Regions from separate parts of the Homo sapiens genome. Here regions 1 and 2 are each linked to region 3. A link is a loop called in an ENCODE intact Hi-C map of the cell type or tissue named here. Cell type or tissue: chondrocyte. All regions are shown on one strand. Each heading gives the region's core, and the rest is flanking DNA. Links, peaks and the distances in the headings are about the cores only.

Region 1 (5,409 bases), core at 234-5,233, 590 kb before region 3:
AAACTAGGTCAGGCGCAGTGGTTCGCACCTCTAATCCCAGCACTTTGGGAGGCCGAGGCAGGCAGGTCCCCTGAGGCCAGGAGTTCCAGACCAGCCTGGCCAACGTGGCGAAACCCCGTCTCTATTAAAAGTACAAAAATTAGCCGGGCATGATGGCAGGCGCCTGTAATGCCAGCTACTCAAGAGGCTGAGGCAGGACAACAGCTTGAACCTGGGAGGCGGAGGTTGCAGTGAGCTGAGATTGCACCACTGCACTCCAGCCTGGGCGACAAGAGTGAGATCCTGTCTCAAAAAAAAAAAAAAAAAAGAAAGAAAGAAAGAAAAAGAAAGAAAGAAAGAAGGAAAGAAGGAAGGAAGGAAAGAAGGAAGGAAGGAAAGAAGGAAAGAAGGAAAGAAGGAAAAAAAGAAAGAGAAAGAAAGAAAGAAAGAAAGAAAGAAAGAAAGAAAGAGAAAGAAAGAAAGAAAAAGAAAACAGAGGCCTCAGCCTCTGTTTAAGCATTCAAGCATAACCATTGTGTAACAGGCACTTCATCAGTTACTTTCCCTCTTTTGAGACAGAGATCAGAGCTTAATAACTTAAATAAATCTGCCAAAAATAATGAAACTTGTGAGCAAAGCCAAGCTCTGAACCAATGAGTGCTTGGCTCTAAAACCCACGTTCCTTCTGGCAGACAATACTGCTATCTCAATGGGCCTCCTGCCTCCAGTTTCTCTCCCATCCAATGTACTTTGAATCTTACACACATACTAACCCTTATATATGGAGGTGTGATTACTCACAAGCATTCAGTTGCTCCCCATAGTCTAGGAAATAAAGTCCTAACGACTTTGTTTAGCAATCAAGATGTTTCAAAACAGACCAATATTTATCCTTAAATACACCATAAATAACCCAAACATGTCTTTTGTTTGTTTGTTTGTTTGAGATAGAGTCTCGCTCTGTCGCCCAGGCTGCAGTGCAGTGGTGCAATCTCAGCTCACTGCAAACTCAGCCTCCTGGGTTCAAGCGATTCTCCTGCCTCAGCTTCCCAAGTAGGTGGGATTACAGGCATGAGCCACCATGCCCAACTAATTTTTGTATTTTTAGTAGAGACAGGGTTTCGCCATGTTGGCCAGACTGGTCTTAAACTCCTGACCTCAAGTGATCCACCTGCCTTGGCCTCCCAGGTGCTGGGATTATAGGTGTGAGCCACCGTGCCGGGCCCCCAAACATATCTTACAGTCTAATCAACCCAGATTATTCCTTAGTCCTCATATTGGCTCTATTTGACCTTATGCCCTCCATCTAGAAAGTCTTTCCCCCTGTGTAGAAATCCTTCCTGTACTTCAAAATCCTATCCCTGCAGTTTGCAACCCTTCAAAATGCCATCTTTTGCATGAAGCCTTTTTTCATCAATCCAACAGGAAGTATCTGTCCTCCTTCTGAATTATGAAAGCACCTTAATACCTGTTTTGTGGTACCTATTTCACTTTGTATTTTAAGATCCAGACAGCCAGACTACCATGTAATTCAAGATCTTTACAAGTTGAACTCCCTATCTGCTTCATCATCAGCTGGGCAAACCTCCCATGTGCTCCAGCCACATGCGGCAGGTACATTTTCCTAGTTCCTGGAGTGCTTTCTCCACCCCTTTCGATGGGGAGAAAACCTGAGTATACTTTTTTTTTTTTTTTTAAAGATTTTTAACATTATTTGGATTCTTAGTTTGTGGGAAAAGAGTAAGATAGACACATCTAGATTGTTATATAGCTCAGGCTTTTTAAGGGGGATATTTAAACATACAGTATATAACTTTAAAATGCCCAGGTGTGGGGAGATTTGCCTTATCACTCAAAAAAAGGGTCAAGAGTAATCATTCCAAGTTTAGGTTGAAGTGGGTAAGATTACAGCCAGAGATTAAAAGCTCACACATCCATAAGCAAGGTCCCAGTCAGGCATCTGGAAGGGCAAAGGGATGGCTCTGTGCTGGCTGAGTAAAAGGCGCTTTCATGGAGGGATAAATACCCACCCTAAGTATACTTTTTAAACTTTACTCAAGGCCGGGAGCGGTGGCTTTGGCCTGTAATCCCAGCACTTTGGGAGGCCGAGGCGGGTGGATCACGAGGTCAGGAGTTCAAGACCAGCCTGGCCAACATGGTGAAACCCCATCTCTACTAAAAACGCAAAAATTAGCCGGGCGTGGTGGTGTGCGCCTGTAATCCCAGCTACTTGGGAGGCTGAGGCTGAGAACTGCTTGAACCCGGGAGGCGGCGGTTGCAGTGAGCCGAGATAGCGCCACTGGACTCCAACCTGGGAGGCAGAGCGAGACTCCCGTCTCAAAAAAAAAAAAAAAACAAAACAAAAATAAACTTTACTCAAATATCACTTTCTGTTAAATGTCCTTAATTCCTTCAATCATCCCCCTCTTCTAACTCTCACAGCACTTTCTTCCACTACGGCACGCATCACACGCCAACTACTCACCAGTTCACGTTTTCCGCCCTCTCTCCCACTTGCCCAATCACAGAGTTCCTAAAGAACCAGGACTATGTTCTACTAGTCTTTGTAGCCACTGCACTCGGAATGGTGCCTAGTACATAGGAATGAGCGTTTAATTCATTGAATGAGCGACTCTTCCTACTAAACCCTAAGCTCCTAGATTATAAAAGCATCAACACAAGTTATAAATCCGACTTACCTCCAACATTTCACGTAGGTAAAGACCATACCTCAAGCACCTCCAAGCCCTCATTTCCCCAGCCTCTACCTCATGGCCCTCTGCACAGCCATCTGCGCACAACCAGTGCTTACACACAGGAGGCCCTCAAAATAATACTAATAATCTAAGGTCCAAATCCCACGAACTCCCGGGAAGACTGAGAGTGAGGCTGGAGCCAAGGCTTGAACCAAACACCCAGGAAGGAATCTGCAGCCCGCTTTTCTAAGTCGTAAAACTCCTACGACCTGGACTCTCTCAGGAAGCCTGCTCCGGCCTGAGGAGGATGGAGGTAGCCAAGCTCTCCAGATTTCTGTCCCGGGCCAAAGGTGCTTCCAGCTTCCCTCTCCTTTGCTTCTCCGCCCGGCTCAGGTCTTACAGCCTAGCGCGGCTCTCGCCGAACAACCAATCCCACGGCGGCCATCGGGTCACGTGGGCGCCCCTGAGGCGGGGCTGGTGGGAGGAGCAGCCAATCGAAGGCCGAGGCCAACGTCAGGGGTGGAGCAAAAGGGATGGCGGACGCATCTTTTCCGTCACTTCTTTGCGTCGCGGTCTCTATCCTGAGAGACCAGTCGCTTTCCAAGTTCTGAGCAATTCTCCCCCGCCCCCTCCACAATTCCTCGCCGTCGGCCGTCGGGGTGACTGTTAGGCAGAGTGGTTTTGCCTGTACCCTGTTTCATAACTGGGAATGAGCATTTGAGGCAGGATTATAGTGTGTGTGCCCTGGGATTGCGGGAAGAAATGGTTTTGGGTTTTTTTTTTTTTTTTTTTTGTGACAGGGTCTCACTCAAGTCGCCCAGGCTGGAGTGCAGTGGCGCGATCTCGGCTCACTGCCACTTCCGCCTCCCAGGCTCAGGCTATTCTCCTGCTTCGGCCTTCTGAGCAGCTTGGATTACAGGCAGGCGTCACCACGCCCGGCTGATTTTATTTATTTATTTATTTATTTATTTATTTATTTATTTATTTTCCTGAGATGGAGTTTCGCTCTGTCGCCCAGGCTGCAGTGTAGTGGCGCGATCTCGGCTCACTGCAACCTCCGCCTCCCAGGTTCAAGCGGTTCTCGTGCCTCAGCCTCCCGAGTAGCTGTATTACAGACACCCATCATCATGCCGGGCTAATTTTTGTACTTTTGTAGAGACGGGGTTTCAACGTGTTGGCCAGGCTGGTCTTGAACTCCTGACCTCAGGTGATCCTACCGCCTCGGCCTCCCACAGTGCTGGGATTACAGGCGTGAGCCACCGTGCCCGGCCTCAACTGTGTTTAGATTGGTGGGGGGCAGAGAGCGAAAGGAGGGAAAGCTATTGCAATGGTCCAGGTGAGAGCTAATAGGAGCTTAAATTAGATTGGCAGTGGAAATAGAGGAGTGGCATATGAAAGGCGAATGAGGATTGTGATGAATGTTAGACAGGAATGGGTAAAAGGACATGAAGAAGTAAAATGGAGAGTCTTCTGTACCAGACCCACTCAAGGCCTCTTTCGTTCGTTAAGGATTGGAGAGATTAGACAGTGAAGACAATGTGCCTTTGCGCGTGCTATTTCCTCTACCTGGTTTATCTTTCTCCCATCCATCTCCCTTTCTCTCAACCTGTTGCTTGCTTGCTTTCTTTTTTTTTTTTGAAATGAAAGGTCTCACATATTTATTACTGAACTCAGCCAACCAAAGCGTTCATAACAGATTCAGAGAGAAAAAATATGTCCCCAATAAAACATGTCCAACTCTCCAGATAGTGGTGACATTTTCAGGTTGATATGATAATGTGATTGTGACCTTCAGACATCATAAATACGTGTGCCATCTCATGTGCAATTCCTTATAGACCCAGCTTGGTTCTTCTCCAATGTCTCCTTTTGGAGTTGTACCTGATTTTATTACCAATTTTTATCTGAATCCACTGGGGAATGGGACGATTTTGCTTTTGTTTCTTGGCCAGGAATTGCTTAATCCTAAACGTCTTGTGAGAAGACATGGCAAGAAGCAGAGTCAAGCACATACCACGATGGCGGAGAAAGGAAGAGAGGGGGAAACCTGTTGCTTTCTTACTTACAGGTTCCAGCTCACAAATCATCTCATCTAGGAAATCTTTTCTGATGCTCACTCATAGTTATTGTCACTCCTCAGAACACCTAGAGAACACTGCTCATACATTGCAAACTCTTTAGAGTGGTACTAGAGCGTAGTGGTCATGTATGTGGACTATTTTGGCAAGTAACTTGAATTCTTTGTTCTTCAGTATCACTATTTGTAAAAAGGAGGCTAATAATAGCATCTACCTAATAGAACTGTTACAAGATCAATGACAACAATGCCTAATACATAGAGTGCTCAGTTGATGTTATTGTGTATGTTGTATTGTTATGAGTTGTTTAGTACATGTTTTCCCTCTTTAGATTGTGAATGATCTCAGCTCACTGCAACCCCTGCCTCCTGGGCTCAAGCAATTCTCCTGGCTCAGCCTCCCAAATAGGTGGGATTACAGGCATGCACTACCACACCCGGCTGATTCTTTTATTTTTAGTAGAGATGGGGTTTCGCCATGTTGGCCAGGCTGGTCTCGAACTCTTGACCTCAAGTGATCCACCCACCCACCTTGGCCTCCGAAAGTGCTGGGATTACAGTCGTGAGCCACCGAGCCCAGCAGGGACGTGTGTCTTATTCTTCCAGCTAATAGTAAGGCTTTCTGGCAGGATGAGAGTAACTGGGCTTTGGATTCAG
Region 2 (5,409 bases), core at 304-5,303, 560 kb after region 3:
ACCCCACAACAGACACATGCACACGTATGTTTATTGCGGCACTATTCACAATAGCAAAGACTTGGAACCGACCCAAATGTCCAACAATGATAGACTGGATTAAGAAAATGTGGCACATATACACCATGGAATACTATGCAGCCGTAAAAAATGATGAGTTCATGTCCTTTGTAGGGACATGGATGAAGCTGGAAACCATCATTCTCAGCAAACTATCGCAAGGACAAAAAACCAAACACCGCATGTTCTCACTCATAGGTGGGAATTGAACAATGAGAACACATGGACACAGGAAGGGGAGCACCTCTGATTTTCTGAAGGGCTGTGTGACTCCAGGTAAAGAGGCTGCATTTGGAGCCAGTCAGCAGCATCTAGCCCCGGCTCCCTAAGGCAAAGAGGTGCTATTCAGGCCCTCCCAGGCACCTGGGCTTTGTGCCAGGCTCTGGGCCCAGTGCTGGCCTCACCCTACTGTGTAACTTCCCACCTCAGTGCAGGGGCTGGAGTGTCAGAGCTGGCCCCTCACCCTACTGCATGTGCAGTTCTGGTTATGTGGGGTCTGTGAGGTCCAGGGAGACATGACCAGAGTGACGGTGTGTGTCAGCTCCCCCCCCTCCAAAGGTGTGAAGGCACCTGCACTGAACTTTGGGTCCAAGGGAATCTGAAAATCTAGGCTGCTTCACTTTGGATAATACTAAAAACAACAATATTGATCATAATAATGTTTGTTGAGTGCTGGCTATTGTGTTAAGCACTTTACATGCATGATTTCATTTAATCCTCTCTCAACTCTATAAGCTAGACAGTTTTATTACCCACATCTCACATAGAAGAAAATAGAAATTCAGAGAGGTCGAGAAACCTGTCCATGGTCACACAGGAAAGGATGGAGCTAGAGTTTGAACTCTAGGCAGTTTCATTCCAGAGTCCATGCCCTTAAGGTCTATGCCAGTCTTTTTCAAACTTCCCCAAGACAAAAATTGCCTTGGGAGCCTGCTAAAATACTGATTCCAGCTCCCTCTTGGACCCACTGAATCTCAGTTGGCCGGGGAGTGCCTGGGAAGGGGATGGGTACCAAGTGCAGCAGGGACAGGTGCTGTCTGCCTGTGGGCTGGTGGTCTCTTCTTCCTGGGGACAGAGGGATGAGGGGGGCATCAGCTTAGGATCAGAATCCCCCACCTGAGGAATCTGGCTGCTTTGATGTTTATCACAGTTCTCTTTAAGATGCAGCCTGCTTTGCTGGTGCTAGTAGAGTCGGAAAGAGTTTGTGTTCTCCCTTGGGCAGGAGTTAAAAAGCAGGGGCTGTTAAGCACAGGCCACCTTGATGGTGGTGGCAGCAGCAGAAAACAGAGTGAGGGATGAGAGGAAGGAGAAGCTCAGGGGACACCCACACCCTTTTTGATGGGAATGAAGTCAGAAAGAGCTGCACTGCGGTCACCTCTCACTAGCTGTGAGGTCTCGGATAAGCAACTGTTTGCCTTTGAGTGTCAACATTCTCACCTGCAAAATGGGCTAGTAACATTATTTACCCAACAGCATTATTATAAGCATCAAATGGGATATGTAAAGCACACAACAGTGGTAACTGATCCTTAGAGAGCTCTTACTAAGTGTCAATCATTATTCTGGGTGCTTTGCATATATCAACTCACTTAATCCTCATAACAGCCCTACCAGGCTAGTATTGTTACTATCCTCAATTTCCAGTTGTGAAACTGAGGCATGAAGATATTAACGGACTTAACTGCAGTCCCACAGGAAGTAAGCGGTGAAACTGGGATTTAAGCCCAATGTGTTGGGCTCCAGAGTCCATCCTCTTAACCCTAATAGGTGTCCAATAACTGTCAGTCTCCCTCCCTCCACTTTTCTCAAACTCCAGGGAAATTCTCTGTTCTGTTTTGGACAAAGTCAACTCTTTCTTGGAAGATCTTCTTAGGAAAGCCAACTGGGCTGAGACTGGATTTCTCCCTAGTAAACTCAGGATTTGTCGGAACTCACTCTCTTCATTCACTCATTCATCACTCCATAACTACTTATTGATCACTTACTGTGTGCCGTGCCCTGGAGAGACAGCAGTGGACAAATTAGACTAAAAAAAAAAATCCCTTTCCCTAGTGAGACCACAATTGGACATAGAAAGGCAACAGATAAGAAACTACAACATCTAGTAGATCAGTTTGCCATAACTGCTATGGAAGAAAATAAGCCAAGAAACAGGGCTGGGAGGGGAAGCTGGGGAAGGTCCATGGAACATCAGGAATAAACATGAAGCGGGCTTGTGCCTGGCGTGTCTGGAGGAAGAGGGAACCAGCATGCTGGGGTGTGGGCTGGGGGTTGTTGGAGATGTCAGAGAGGCGATGATGGAGGGAGTGGAGCATGGTGGGCCCTGTTGGCCTTGTAAGATTTTTGGTCATTGTCTGAGAGAGATGGAAGCCATTAGCAGACTCTTCACTAGAGAAGTGGTAGGACCAGAGTCCTCATGGCTTAGGATTCCTTCAGCTGCCGTGAGAATAGACAAAGGGCAAGAGGTGAAATCAGGGGATCAGTTTGGAGGCTGCTGCCATAGATAGCCCAGGTGACAGATGATGGTGGCCTGCACCAAGGTGTTAGCGCAGATAAGATGCTCATGCGGGTTAGAGGTAGAGCCTGGAGTATCTGCTGACAGACTGAATATAGGTTAGTGAGAGGAAAAGTGAGGCCAAGGTTTTAGGCCTGGACCATTGGAAGGATGGAGTCACCATTTGCTGAGATGGTAAGGACTGGGATAGAGTGAGTTTGGGGAGGAGGGAAGGGAAGGATCCCAGGAGTTCAAGTTTGGCTGTGTTAAGCTTCAGAGGCCTATTAATTAGATCTTCACATGGAGATTCAGGTAGGTGATTGAAATACATGTATGGCATTTAAGAGATGTGTGGGCTAGATATATAAATTTGGGAGTTATCAGCATGTAGATGATTTTTAAAATCATGATCCTAGATGAGAACACACAAGGAGAATAGATAGGAAATAGAGAATAGGTCTGAGCACTGAGCCCTGGGAACAGCAATATTTATAGATCGGGGAGATGACAAGGAACTAGCAGGAGAGACTGTGGCCCTGTCACCGCAGCCCCAAGAGCCAGGCAAGGACCCCTGGCTCTGGCATTGGGATCTCCTCTTTCCTGGACTCCGTTGTGTGCTTTTGGCAGGCCTTTTCTGCCCTCTAGTGGTCATGACTGAGAATGCATCCAACCGAGCTGGCACCCTAGCCACCTTTCTGCGTTTCTTCTTGTTCAAGTCACTCATTCATTCAGCAGACAGTTTCTACTAAGCACCTACTATGTGCTGGGAACTGACAAGCACAGAAGATGATAAAATACTCTCTCAGAAATCACCACATAGTGTAAAAAAAGACGCACAAACACAACATTTAGACAGTGGCTCTCAGCTGGGGATGATTTGGTTAGTATCTGGAGACATTTTTTCAGTTGTTACAATCAGATGGGGGTAGGGTGGGTTGCTACTGGCATCTGGTGGGTAGAGGCCAGGAATGTTACAAAAGATTCTGTGATGCGCAGGACATCTTCCTGCAACAAGGAATTATCTGGCCCAAAATGTCAATAAGTGCCAGGGTTGAGAAGCTGTGATCCAAGAAAAGGTGTCAGGTGCTATAATAAAGGTATTAGCCAAGCCGTTTGGATGCAGAGGCAAAAGGAATTAAACTTGTTTTTGGGCCGTAAGGAAGGCTATAATTCTTAGAAACTGTGAGGTTTCAACTTGTCTTGAAGGACGAGTAGAGATTAGCCAGGTAGAAAGAAGAGGGATGAAAAAATAGATGATGGAAACATTACTCAAATCATGTCACAAAAGAACCTGGCTTGGCCAGGAAAAGCACAGGTCCAGGTGTATCTGGGGCAGCCTCAGTTTACACAAGGTGTTCCCGCATAACTATTCATTGAGTCCCCTCTGGGCTTCAATGTGTCCCAGTTTGGAAGATAGAATCTATGGCCACCTTGTGCCCGGCAGGCTCCGGGCAAACAGGATGAGGAAGAATAGTCTTGCCTCAGAGAGGCCAGAGGAGAGGCTGCCATAAAGACCCAGGGGCAGATGTCTAGAGCAACCCGCCCAGTGCTTTGCCTCCCATAATCCCAGTCTTCAGGAAGCACTGGAGACAATAGGGCCAAGGGCTATGGGTAGGGATAAGGAGACACGAGAACTCTCCCTTCCAAGGCACGGAGGCCTGGAGAGATGATCTGGCCTCTCTGGGCCTCTGCTGGGCCTTCCTCCTCCTACCCTCTCAGACAGAGGTAATGATTGGGTTGTGTGCACAAGCCAGGGGTAGGGGTCAGGCAGGAGGATGGGCTTCTGTCTGAACTCTGCTGCTGACAGCTATGTGACCTAGGGCACATCACAGCTCTTTCTGGCTTTGGTTTCTCCATCTGTCCCAGGAGCAGGTGGACCAGATTGTCTCCAAAGGCCTCTCAGGCTCTCACCTCCTATGTTCTTGCACATTCTAATCCTGAACCCCCTTGAGGAGTGGATTCTGCAGCCAGATTGTCATGACTCAGTGCCTCAGTGATCAGCTAGTAGGGGCCACTTTCTCTTCCCAGGACCTGGGTCTTTAATGAAATGAGAACAAGTCTATCCACTTAGAGAAGGCAGTGCTTCGGGGCATGGGTCATCAAGACCACTGCTGAAATCTATGGACTGTATTGGACCATACAGCTGTGGACTCCCAAGGAGCTGTTAGCCCTCTGCCTGGGACCCCCCACAAGGCTGGGTCAACCATGGCAGAGCCAAGCATGAGAGAGCCTGGTACATGTCTGAGGGAGCTGTTCAGGGCTCCTGTCTGCCCAGCCGTGTTTCTGGAGAGAGGGCAAACAGGCTTTGCCACAGAAAAAGCAGAAAGGGCGCAGCCCCAAGAGCCATCAGAGAGAACACTCTCTTGCTATTTGCAGATGGCTTAACTCGAGTGGGCAGAAATGACAGCAGATGGGCTGAGGCAGGCCTGAGCGGGAGCAGCATGGCTAACAAGACAAACTCCCAGCTATGTATAGTGATTTACAGCTTAAAGAGTGTGTACCCACAGGCAGGGCAAAGTGGGGAGATGGTCCCCATGAATGGGACTGAAGTTCAGAGAGGTGAATTCCTTGGGCAAGTACAAGGCTGAGTATGCGGGGGCAGAACCTGGACATTATGATATTATTTGGGTCTGTTTCTGGGACATCTATTCTGAAGCCTTTTCATTGACAGAGGAGAGTGCTGAGGTCTGGAGAGACAAATGGATTTGCCACAGGTCATCCAGCTACAGTGAAACACCTGGAACCCGATTGGATGCCTGGCAGAGGAGCAGTCATACACCCTCATTCCTCCTTTACTTCAAAAACTATCCATCCACGTACATTACACTGTCTGTGTACAACATCGCCAACAGCTA
Region 3 (5,409 bases), core at 312-5,311:
CGCATAAGGGTCATATATCCTATTCTTAAGGTATATACACTGAAGAATTTTAAAGGGCCATGATGTATGCAACTTATTCTCAAATGGTTTAAAGTGAGTGCACGCACACGTGTGTATGTATGTAGAGAGAGACAGCACATGAACAAATATGATAAAGCAAATAGAGTAAAATGTTAATAGGTAAATATGGGTAAAAGGAATATGAATGTTCTTTGTACTATTTTTAATCTTCCAACACTTCAGTGAGTTTAAAATTATTTCCAAATAAAACGTTAAAGGCTGGGCATGGTGGCATGCGCCTGTAATCCCAACTACTTGGGAGGCTGAGTCAGGATGACCTGAGTCCAGCAGTGCAAAGCTGCAGTGAGCTACGAATGCAACATTAAACACTGGCCTAGGCAACAGAGTGAGACCCCATCTCTAAAAGAGCAAAGTTAAAAAAAAGAGAAAGAAAGCAGTTGAACTCCTTATCCCTTTTTCTCTCAGCACCAGTAAGATGAGAAAGCAGTGTTCTCTACCTTACCTGCAATGTGCTGGGTTATCTGTTCCTTCTCATTATCTTCCAGCTCTTCCCAGCCTTCCAGCTCTGTGAGGTCCTCGATTTTTTTTGTGGTGGCCCGGGCCCGCTCTAGTTTCTCAAACATGCATTTAATGTGGTACCACTCTTTCATATCACCCCCAGACTCTGAGAAGGGATTGGGCACCACTTTGCCAATTCGGCATACGCCCTTCACAATCTTTTCCTTGCATTTTTTGCAGCCAGCTGTGCCACGCTTGGCATAGTCCACACAGAACCGTTGCTCAGCCATCTCACAGGGGCCACTGCAGAGTCCCACATGCAACCCTGGCAAGAAAACAAGGTAGGTGGCACGTGATCTTAGATGGCTTCCCTGGAATGATAGAACAGGCTTTCTTCTCAGGAAGAGGGGATGTCCATGAAGCAGATCTGTTTCTGACCACTGGCTGAATTGTCTTACATCACGCCAGTGATGTTTTCGGAATAGGCACAGTTCTTTTCGGCTGAGTGCACGGAGGGTTTGTGGAAAGAAGATCTTGAAAGCCAAAGACATATAGCTGTACGAAAGAGTAGGAGGCCAAAAAAAAAAAAAAAAGATATAAACAAGGAGATAGGCTTCCAATTTTCCAAAGGCCAGCGTCTTATATAGTCCATGATGACTAATCAAACACTTTCCAAAGTATTACATTCATAGTCTACTCTACAGCATGAAAGAGTTCTGATACAGGAAAAGCCAGCTCGCAGCAGGATGTTCAATTATCTAATGCACACATGTACATCTAGTACATCACAATGAAGAAAATCCAAATAACATAAAAGCTCTTTTTAGGCCATCAGCAACATATGATACTCATAATGGATGATGACCTTTAAGTATTACAAGATCCTGAACTTTCTTTTTTTTTTTTTTTGAGGCGGAGTTTCACTTTAATTGCCCAGGCTGGAGTACATTGGCGCGATCTTGGCTCACCGCAACCTCCTCCTCTCGGGTTCAAGCGATTCTCCTGCCTCAGCCTCCCTAGTAGCTGGGATTACAGGCATGCGCCACCACGCCCGGCTAACTTTTTTGTATTTTTAATGGAGACGGGGTTTCTTCTTGTTGGTCAGGCTAGTCTCCAACTCCCGACCTCAGGTGATTCGCCCGCCTCGGCCTCCCAAAGTGCTGGGATTACAGACATGAGCCACCGTGCCTGGCCCTGAAGTTTCGTTTTAATCACCAGTAAAAATTACATTATGTTCATGAAGTTTTTATTGTGAAGTTTAACACATATGCCATCCTCAGAAATCAAGCCACTATATAGATTTGGAATTGAGTTAGAATCCCTATATTGAGAGACAACTAAGCAGAGCCTGGAATCAGACTGCCTGAGTTCAAATCCTAACTCAGCCACTTACCAGCTGTATAACCTTGATGGGTTTCTTACCTCTGTTCCTGAGCTTCCTTATCTGTAAAATGTGGCTAATTATGGGGCCTAACTTAAAGAGCTGTTCTAAGAGTAAAACCCTTAAAACAGTTGGGCACACAGCAAGAGCTCTCATTAACGTCAGCTCCTATTATGATCGGTGACGTCGTTATCTTTCAAGAAGAGGCTTCCGATGTGCAATTAACCTGTTTATCATTCAGCAACTTGAATCAGAGAATGCTGAAGTCACTGGGCAGCAAGACTCACAGGAACTCATAAATCAATCCAAATGGAAAAAGATTATATCAGCATCTTCTTATATTCATGTTTTCTAAAGCATTTTATAGTCCTAGTTTTAAGTATACTGGAATTATGTTCAGTCTGCACACGCTGTGAAGCAAAATTGCTGTCACGTTATAATAAAAAGCAGGCTTTGCTTACTGTAGTGCAACATGATGTGAAGGAAAGCTGGTGGACCTGGAATAAGGGATGGGAGTGCAAGTCTGACTGTACAGTTTACTGACTGTTACCTCGGAGAAAACTCTTAATTTATCTGCATCTGTTTTCTTATTTCTAAAGCAGGGTAAATAATACCTACCTCACAGGGTAGTTGGGAAAATTACAAGGAATCCATGAATGCGCTGGTTGTGGGGGAGGGAGGCTGTTCTGAGCTCTCTAAAAATGTATACAAAATGTACATTCGATAAAAATGCACGGTTTTTTGGAGGAGGTCTATCACTTTCGTGATATTCACAAAGGGCTATATAACTCCCAAAGTTTAAGAACCACAGAGGTGAGGTAAGTGGAAGTACGGCAGACCCATAAAAGGAGGTCAGAACAAGTGAGTTTCAACACTTTTCCTAGAAGATCAATTTACAGAGCAACCTCTAGGGCCCCAATAATGAAAGGAGTGGACTTGAGGGAGGCTCGGGAGGCGCTGGGCCACGAGGAGGCACAATGCAGCTTTGAGGAAACCCGTCTGTCCCTCGTTCCGCACCCTCACAACTGCCGCAGCCCAGGGGCCCGAGAAGGAAATCGCTGAGGCCTGGCCGCCGCCGCTTTTCTCGAAGGGCTTCCCGCGCCGCTGTCGGAGAGTGGCGGGGACAGTGGGGTCGGCGGCGTAGGCCGCGACCCCCGGCGAGGCAGAAAGGAGCGCTCCTCCACCGGGTCCGGGACGCAGGCGGGAAGTGATCAAGGCTCCCTGAGTCCCACCCGAGCGCTCCCGGTTCAGCGCAGGAGGACGCACGCCGGGCCAGGGTACGAGAAGGCCCCGTGGGTTCCACAGGGAACACAGCCCGGGCGCCGGCCTCCCCGCCTCACGCGGCCCCGTGGGGGTCCCGGGGAGCCGCGAGCCTCCCCCTGGGCTCCCGGGAGGGCCGCCACGTCACGGAGGGTGTGCCCCGGGGCTCCGCAGGCGGGCGGGGGAGGAGCCGGGGGGCTGGCTCCCCGGCCGCGCCGAGCTCCTCGCCCCGGGCCCGCTGCCTTCCCCACGCCGGGCCCCGCCGCGCCGTGCCGCGCCGCGTAGCCCCTCACCTGCCTCTCCGGCTCCGGCGCTCACCGTAGGCCTCGGAACTTGCTCATTACAGGCCGCGGGCAGCCCACGACGGTTGGAGCGCCTGTCTCTTTAAATCCGGGTCCTAGAGCGGGAGGCAGCGCGCAGGCGCAAGAGCCAAGGCCGCGGCCACGCGACCGGTCCCCGCCCCCGTCTGCCACGTGGGTCGTAGTTGCATTCTGCCTGCCCTGTGATGTTTGGGAGTAGTTTTCAACCTGCAATCGCGGCCCGGGAAGCGGAGGTGGGGGGACGTGGCGGCTCCTCGGAACGCAGCCTGGCCTGAACTTCCGAGGCTCCCCTTGATTTTCTCATACTGTTAGAGAGGATCTGTTTTTAAAGATATTGGTGGAGAAACTATATTGTAATGAGGTCGGGGAAGGCAAAGATCGCGTCAATCTATTTTTTAAATATAATCCCTCTGTTTGTGTCCCGCAGACTCCCTAGTAAATAGTTTGTATTCAGTAGCTTTCATGGAATTGAGACGAGGCACTAAACAGCAGATAGATATAAAATGTAAAGGAGTGATGGAGGAGAAACTCCTTGATTGTATATCATTCAAAGTGTATTATCTCAAATCTGAAGCCAGCTCTTTGAGAGTTGGGATGGCGATTTTTACAAATGTAGCAGCCTGAGGGTAAGTGACCTCTTCAGAGTCTAGGAAGAGCAAACAACTGGGCCTTGTTAGGTAAGCAAAGAACAGGTTCCCGAGAGAATTCTGTGCTGTGTGATGAAGAGTGTCGTCTTTACTCTGTAGAGGACGGAGAGCCATGAAGAGTCTTAGGGAATACTGCTGAAGCTGGGTGGGGAGAGACTGAGGCAAGGGAACAAATCAGAAGGCTCTCATAGTGACCCATGTGGGAGATGATTCAGCTAGTTAGGGTGGAGAGTAAAGTGCGTTTTTGAAGATCATTTAGAATTTAAATGATCTTCTAGATAAAGTGCTCGTTTATGGATAAAATAATAATAATTTGAGTGAGCAGAAACATAATGGTACCATCAACTGAAATAGAAAATAGAGAGGAAGAGGAGGTGTTAGGGTTAGAAAGATGAGTTTTGTATTGGATACATTAAGTTTGTTTGACTAAGTTTAACTGCGATTCTACTGTTTGGAGGGGAGTAAAGCCTGCTTTTAATGCGCAGCAGAATGAACCAGGGCTTTGGTTCAACCAGGCAATTGGAAGGTCGCTGGAGACTCACGTCCTAGCTATGATAATTGAGTGATCTTGAGCACGTCTCTACAACTACATTTGCTACATTTTTTTAAGTTTCCTCAACCGTATCTGTCTTTTTCCAATGCTGTAATCACTAGCCACACGTGACTATTGAGCACTTGAATGTTGCATGGAATTGAGATGTGCTATAAGTGAAGAAAATACACACCAAAAAATTCATACTAAAAAAAGTAAAATATCTCATTAATAATATGTACCACATAATGACATTTAGGCCAACAATGGACCAAATATATGAGGGTGGTCCCATAAGATTATAATGGAGCTGAAAAATCCCTATCATATAGTGACAGCACATTACTCATGTGTTTGTGGAGATGCTGGTGGAAACGAACCTACTCCATTGCCAGTTGTATAAAAGCATAGCACACACTATTATGTACAGTATATAAAACTTTATAATGATAATAAAGGACGATGTTGCTGGTTTATATATTTAGTATACTATACCTTTTATTGTCATTAAATTAAATTAATTAATTTAGTTATTTTTGAGACAGAGTCTCGCTGTGTCGCCCAGGCTGGAGTGCAGTGCCACGATCTTGGCTCACTGCAACCTCTGCCTCCCAGGTTCAAGTGATTCTCCTGCCTCAGCCTCCCAAGTAGCTGGGATTACAGGCCCTTGCCACCACAATGGGCTAATAATTTTTTTTTTTTTTTTTTGCGACAGAGTTTTGTTCTTGTCGCCCAGGCTGGAGTGCAGTG

The links. Hi-C counts contacts between places; a loop is a spot of excess contacts. Peaks named below come from ENCODE experiments on the same cell type or tissue, not always from the same donor. Only the 100,000 strongest peaks of a DNase experiment are listed, where the experiment ranks them.
Region 1: a loop joins it to region 3, with 2.5 times the contacts of the local background. A loop is called at or near these places in 6 of 110 quality-filtered maps.
Region 2: it touches region 3 in a loop (3-fold over the local background); 18 of 110 quality-filtered maps call a loop at or near these places.

The regions. Positions count from the first base shown.
Region 1 is chr17:35,565,771-35,571,179 of GRCh38, reverse strand. It overlaps SNHG30 (small nucleolar RNA host gene 30), which reads right to left and starts at 3,066. Exons shown (of 2, transcript NR_135479.1): 1 at 2,679-3,066. It also overlaps the pseudogene RPL39P32. RefSeq lists enhancers at 3,200-3,329, 3,030-3,712. In chondrocyte, for the core only: no CTCF peak of the experiment used is centred there; a DNase peak (open chromatin) is centred at 3,129.
Region 2 is chr17:34,418,259-34,423,667 of GRCh38, reverse strand. No RefSeq gene overlaps it. Among named protein-coding and RNA genes, the nearest start is that of CCL1, 58 kb to the right of the region's middle. In chondrocyte, for the core only: CTCF peaks have their summits at 2,970 and 3,201 (motif pointing left); no DNase peak of the experiment used is centred there.
Region 3 is chr17:34,978,667-34,984,075 of GRCh38, reverse strand. LIG3 (DNA ligase 3) reads right to left here and starts at 3,564. Exons shown (of 20, transcript NM_013975.4): 1 at 3,454-3,564; 2 at 524-1,074. The coding sequence starts at 1,070. RefSeq lists a silencer at 3,110-3,539. In chondrocyte, for the core only: CTCF peaks have their summits at 2,630 and 2,839 (motif pointing right); DNase peaks (open chromatin) are centred at 3,225 and 3,595.